Regions from separate parts of the Mus musculus genome. Here region 1 is linked to region 2. A link is a contact called in ENCODE Hi-C or POLR2A ChIA-PET data. All regions are on one chromosome and are shown on one strand. The core of a region is the stretch at or near the end of the contact, and the rest is flanking DNA. Distances in the headings are between cores, read along the strand shown. Region 1 holds the start of Fam107b (family with sequence similarity 107, member B). Region 2 overlaps LOC108168726.

Region 1 (2,700 bases), core at 140-2,639, 56 kb after region 2:
GAGTCTAGGCAGGATCCCTCTGCTTGGAGACTAGGGAGCCATCAGGGGGAGAGGAAACTCCATGCATGGGGGTGAATGGCAGAAGACTGCGAGTGAAGCACAGCAGAGAGCCCCTGGGACTGGGAAGGCTCTGAGGAAATTATTGTTGGCTTACCTCTATGAGAAAGCGGCAAAGGAATATTGCAAAGTTATCACTATTACGTGCTGTATTTTAGACTAATGTGAAGTAATGTGAATCCTGGGGTGAGTGTGTCTATTGCTCCTGGATTGGGAGGATGCCCAGGAGCTGGCTAAGAGGACTCTGTAAGACTGAAACATTTGGAATAGGTAATTTGCTCATTGAAATCCACTGACAGCATTTTTCCCCCTGTGCAAATATGACCTAAGCTCTTTGAGTCAGAAAAGTTTCCTAATAAATAAATCCTTAGTCATCTGTTGCCAAGAAAATGAAAAGGCTTTGGTATGGAATCCATCAACCTGCTGGCCTTGTTCTCACCCTGAGACAGGGCCTGCTTTTGAACTCGTGATTCATGTAAATGGCTGAACTCGTGATTCATGTAAATGGCACCCTTGGAATTTTGGGTAGGGCAGGGAAACAATTCAGGAGAGCTAGAGAATGAAATTAGATTTTTTTTTTTTAAAGATCAGATCAGTCCTTCCTTGATCTAAATTCTCCATCTGCCCTTTGGTGAGGGTGGAGAGGAAAGCCCAGGTCAGTGGGTTCTGAGCCTTCAGTTGACTGTGACTTTATGTAATTATAACAAACTCCTTTTTTGATTTTCTTCCAAAAAAAATATTTGGCAGGGTTTCAACAGACCGAAGAGAAAGGGGTGGGGGAGAACAAAAAGGAGAGAGAACACAGAGATACAATAAGAGATACACAGTAACATAGAGACATAGACACACAGTAAGAGAGCTACAGATACATAAAGACATAAGACACAGAGAGACAGAAAGGACAAACAGAAAGAGAAACAGAGAGAGCAAGAGAAGGACAAACAGAGAGACAGAGCATGAGAGGGACAGACAGAGAGAAACACATATACAAAGGAGAGACAGAAAGATGAGAAATAAACTCAAAAGCAGATGCATAATGAATTTTAAATTGTGGGCCCCGTGAACTTGCAGCTGACACCTTCCATTAGACAGGTGACAACTTTTCCTTCCACCTTCCTGGTCCTTTCCTGGGCACCCAAGCAAAGGAAAGTAAACCCGCACAACAGAGGCCCCTGCCACATGACCAAGGATCCAGAGCTCTCATCTGAGTCCACTAGGGCAAAGCAAGGCTGAAAGCTCGGGGGGCGTGGTCGGCCGTTCGGGGGCGTGGCCTAGGAGTTGGGCGTGACTTAGTGATGACTCAGCGGCCCCGCCCCGTCCCCGGCCCGCCCCGCCACTTAATTCTGACGCGCGAGGCCGCCGGGTGCGAGAGCCGCCCCGAGCCGGACGGGCTTCTTACTCCGGCGTTGCAACCGCCGTCGGAACCGCCCTCTCGCCACCTCGGTGGCTAAGGTGCCGGGTACCAACGCCAGCAGCGGAGCGCGCCAGGGAGCAGCGCGCCTTTGTGCGAGGTAGGCTGGCCCCACACTTACTTCTCACACAAAGACGAGGGGCTTGCAAGGCGGCCGCCCGCCGGGAGAAAGCGACGGGTGTCTGACCCCGGCCTGGGGGACCCTGTCGTTGGCCTGCAGGGCGGGCTGGGGTATGCGGTCCCTCGGGCGTAGGCGAGCAGCGGGGAGCCTGGTGGCCCTGCGCTGCTTGGGGAGGTCTAGGGTGCAGGGCCCGGGCGGCGGCCCGGATCGAGGGGCGCCGGGGCGGAGGGGCCCCCTGGAGAGGGGGGAATCCAGGCTGCTGCTTGGTTGGTTCATTGTTGCATCCTCGGCCCTGCAGACCCAGACCTTAAGACCCAGGCTGCAGTGGCTGCGCGCCCCGGGCCAGATGCCCGCCTTGCCTGTCCCGGCAGCAGGACAGGGTCAGCGTCCCGAAGCCGGCTCCTACCCGGCAGACAAAGGCGGGGTCGTGCTGCTTTGAAAGGTGGTAGTGACACTGTTTCCTGTCTGCAAGTAACTTTTCTATGTTGGACTCTGCTGTGCCTCTTGGAGTCCGGTCAAGCCAGGGGGTTTGGGTGATGTCAGCGCAGAAGTCCCCACATTTTTGGGGGACTCAGTGATTGCCTCCTGAAACATTTCTGGATGACTGGGAGGTAATCTGGTGTATAAGAGCCAAGTTTTGACATGTGTGCTGGAAGTGAAGCGTCCCCAGCTCTCTTTGAAATGTAGAGAGTTCCTGTTGAGAGGATGAAGTGCACACACCAGCCATCCCAATCCCTTCTCAGATTTTTGTCCAGGACTGCTAAGTGAGGTTACTTAGTCAGAATGGGGGGTGATACTGGAGGCGCCAACAGGGGAACAGAAGGAGCCCTGTTTGGCTTGACTTTCTGAATTTGAGCCTCCCTGCTAACAGGTACACTTTCTCTAGGCATGCTACCTCACTAGCATTTGGACATGTTAAAGTTGCTCTAAATCCTGTCAGAGATGCCTGTCTAGGGACGGTTCCTTAGTGTTTGGAGTTTCAGGCTTTACAACTTTGAATTAATAATCATATATATTTGTGATAAATTAAAAACCAGAAGATAGGTCACTCATGTGGCCACCACCCACACATACCCTGAGGATGAAGGTGTATTTGCTTTATAGGTGGCAG
Region 2 (2,700 bases), core at 78-2,577:
CCTGAGACCAAAGGAGCCACTGGTGTCAAATCGTAACCCAAGGTCAATGGAAGAGTTTTCACACTGCCTCAGTTCTTCTCGCCTCGATGTCGAAACACCTCATCTAAAAATGTTCATGGAAGAACTGTTGCCTCTGGCTGGGTTTCAGAGGGTCTGGTTTGTGACTGATTGGCCCCACACACTCGAGCAGAACCTCATCCTGGTAGAATTATGTGGCAGAGGACCTTCTGTCAGGGTGAAGAAGAAGAGAAGGAGGAAGAGGAGGAAAAGGAGGAAAAGGAGGAAGGAGGGAGGAAGGGGGAGGAGGATGAATAGGAGAGAAGAGGGGGAGGAATAGGAGCAAAGAAGGAGAAGGAGGAAGAGCAGAAGGAGGAGAGAAGCATTGACTAAGATGTAATCCTTTCTACAGACTGTGCCTCACTTCCTCCAACCCATCCCTACCGTCTAAAGTTTTCATAACTTCCCCAAATATCACCGCCAGCTGGGGACCAAGTGTTTAAGACAAGTACCCGTGTAAGCCATATTCAAATCTCAACACCCAACCCGAGCAAACAAGCTTCTCCTCTGGCTTCATTCCGACTCTCTATAGCATAGATGATTTTTCCCACTTCACAGGTAGACGGCTTTACTGAGAGCCCTCCTTCCTAATACTCACCTTCTGGAAACATCCTGACATAAATACCTAAAATTAGCCTGTGCGCCTTGGGCCTGGTCAAGTTCACCCATAGAATGAACACTTTCCCCAGGGTAGGTTCCTTTCCTATTAGCCTGTCCATGGAACGTGTTCCTTCCTCTGAGTCCTCTATGCTCATCTTACATTTTATTTTAGAAAGCAACTCTTTGGGTTTATGTATGTATTTGTTTTATGTGCATATGTGTGTGCCTGCATGCATATACGTGCACTCCCTGTGTGTTAGACCCTGAAGAGGTCAGAAGGTGTTAGATCCTTTTGAAATGGGGTTACAGGTGTTTGTGAGTAGTCGTGTGGGGGCTGGGAACTGATCCCAGGGCCATGAGTAATAAGTGTTCTAAACCAGTGAGTCATTCGTCACCCCTCTTTCCCAGTACCCGGGGGCATAGTGGGGTAGAGGTCTGGGGGTGGGGGTGGGGGTGAGAAATAGGAGAGAGACAGAGACAGAGGCAGAGAGGGAATTTTACTTATCGAATTAAACTTGTATCCAGATCTCAACTACTTCTGGTCAGTGTTGCAAAGATTCCCAGGGTCAGCCGTGTAACTTAGAGCTACCAAGCAACTGTGGAGTTTAGCGAGTACACCCTCTTTTTGCCAAGGGTCCCCTGGGGCTGATTGGGATCCAGCAAATTTTCAGAATTGGCAGGGTGACACAGTTTAGGCAAGTTTTCACTTCCTGTGGTTTGTAGGTTACTTAAGTGTGAAGTAACAAACCTCAAACGGTTAAAATTCTCCAACCGAAAATGGTCACAGTGAGCACAAGGAGACAAAGCTCTGTGGTGTTTGTAGCCTGGGAGGAAGTGAGACCAAGGCTTGGCGAGCAGAACCTGGTTTTTCCATACATGAAGCTAGCCCTGGGGGAGGGCCATCTGGGCAGCGGTTAGAGTCAGGCCTTCTGCCTGGGTAAAGATAGCAAGGCATGTTTGTTCACACAAATAAAATGTCAGGTTCTCTTTTTGCCTCCTCTTCCCTCCCTCTATTCCCCTCCCATTTCCCCCTCCTACCTCCCCCTCTGCCTCTGCCTCCGCCTCCGCCTCCCCTCCCCCTCTCCTCCCTCTGTGTGTGTGTGTGTGCATGTATATTTACATGCGTGTGTGGTATATGTGGAGTCTGGAGGATGGCAGGGAGTGCCTTCCTCAGTGACTCTCCTACTTACACAGTGAGGCAGGGGCTTTTGATTGAAGCCACCAGAGCTTGCCTGGTCTAGCTAGACAGCTGGCTCCATGGTTCCCTTGTCTCTGCCTCCCTAGTACATAAGTAGGCCACCAGGCTAGGCTTTCTGTTTACATGTATGCTCTGGGCCTGACCTCTTGTCCTTTACATATGTGTAGCCAACACTTTACCTACTGAGTCTCTCCTCATGCCCATGGAGCCGCCTCCCCAGCGGAGCTTTTCTGCGTTCCTTGTAGAACAGTCTAAAGTGAGCCCTCCACTAAAATAAGCTATCTGAAACACACATGCCCTTTGATGGCACAAATGATTCATGTGTCGCCCACCCAGAGTCTCCCCAGGCTCTGGCCAGAGAGTAGATAATTACTCACACACCAAGGTGAGGGGAAAGACAGGTAAAGTGGCAGAGGTGACTCCAGCTATTTGGGAGGCTGAGGAAATAGGAACTCATAGTCAAAAGCTACATAGGCTACAGGGTGAGTTCAAGGGCAGCTGGGCAACTTAGTGAGGCTGGAGAGCCGAGTTTTAAATAGAGTTAAAGGGGGGGAGGAGGTTATAGCTTAGTAGCAGCCCAGCTGCTTAGCTAGTGCTCTTGGGTGTGCAAGGCTCCCGCTTTAATCCCCAGGACTAGGAGGGAGGGTTAGGCGAACCTTTTACAAGAGGTTTTACTGGGATTAGTGGTGAGTTTCTAGGGAAATCTGCCTGCTCCCCACTCCTTCATCCATAAGACTCTTAGGTTTGCATGGATTGTGACGTCACTGCACACCAGCACTGTGTTCTCCCTGGGCTTCTCTATGCCACCTTCATTTGTTACAAGCAAGGGGAGAGGGAGAAAGAGA

What was found. Hi-C counts contacts between places; a loop is a spot of excess contacts on that map. ChIA-PET counts read pairs that join two places held with the same protein, here RNA polymerase II (POLR2A).
Region 1: a loop to region 2 is called in a map of T-helper 2 cell, with 2.8 times the contacts of the local background. The contact joins the promoter of Fam107b here to the enhancer-like site in region 2. A Hi-C loop is called at or near these places in 6 of 37 maps with a recorded cell type or tissue (T-helper 1 cell, T-helper 17 cell, T-helper 2 cell and 2 more). POLR2A ChIA-PET finds 5 or more read pairs at or near these places in 3 of 5 experiments (Patski and embryonic stem cell).

What each region holds. Positions count from the first base shown.
Region 1 is chr2:3,712,069-3,714,768 of GRCm38, forward strand. It overlaps Fam107b (family with sequence similarity 107, member B), which reads left to right and starts at 1,390. Exons shown (of 4, transcript NM_025626.4): 1 at 1,390-1,568.
Region 2 is chr2:3,656,569-3,659,268 of GRCm38, forward strand. All of the region lies in intron 2 of LOC108168726, which reads left to right. Among named protein-coding and RNA genes, the nearest start is that of Fam107b, 56 kb to the right of the region's middle. Within about 2 kb of position 1,328, at least 1 of the 3 ENCODE cell types and tissues checked has a DNase peak (open chromatin) inside an H3K27ac peak, as active enhancers do.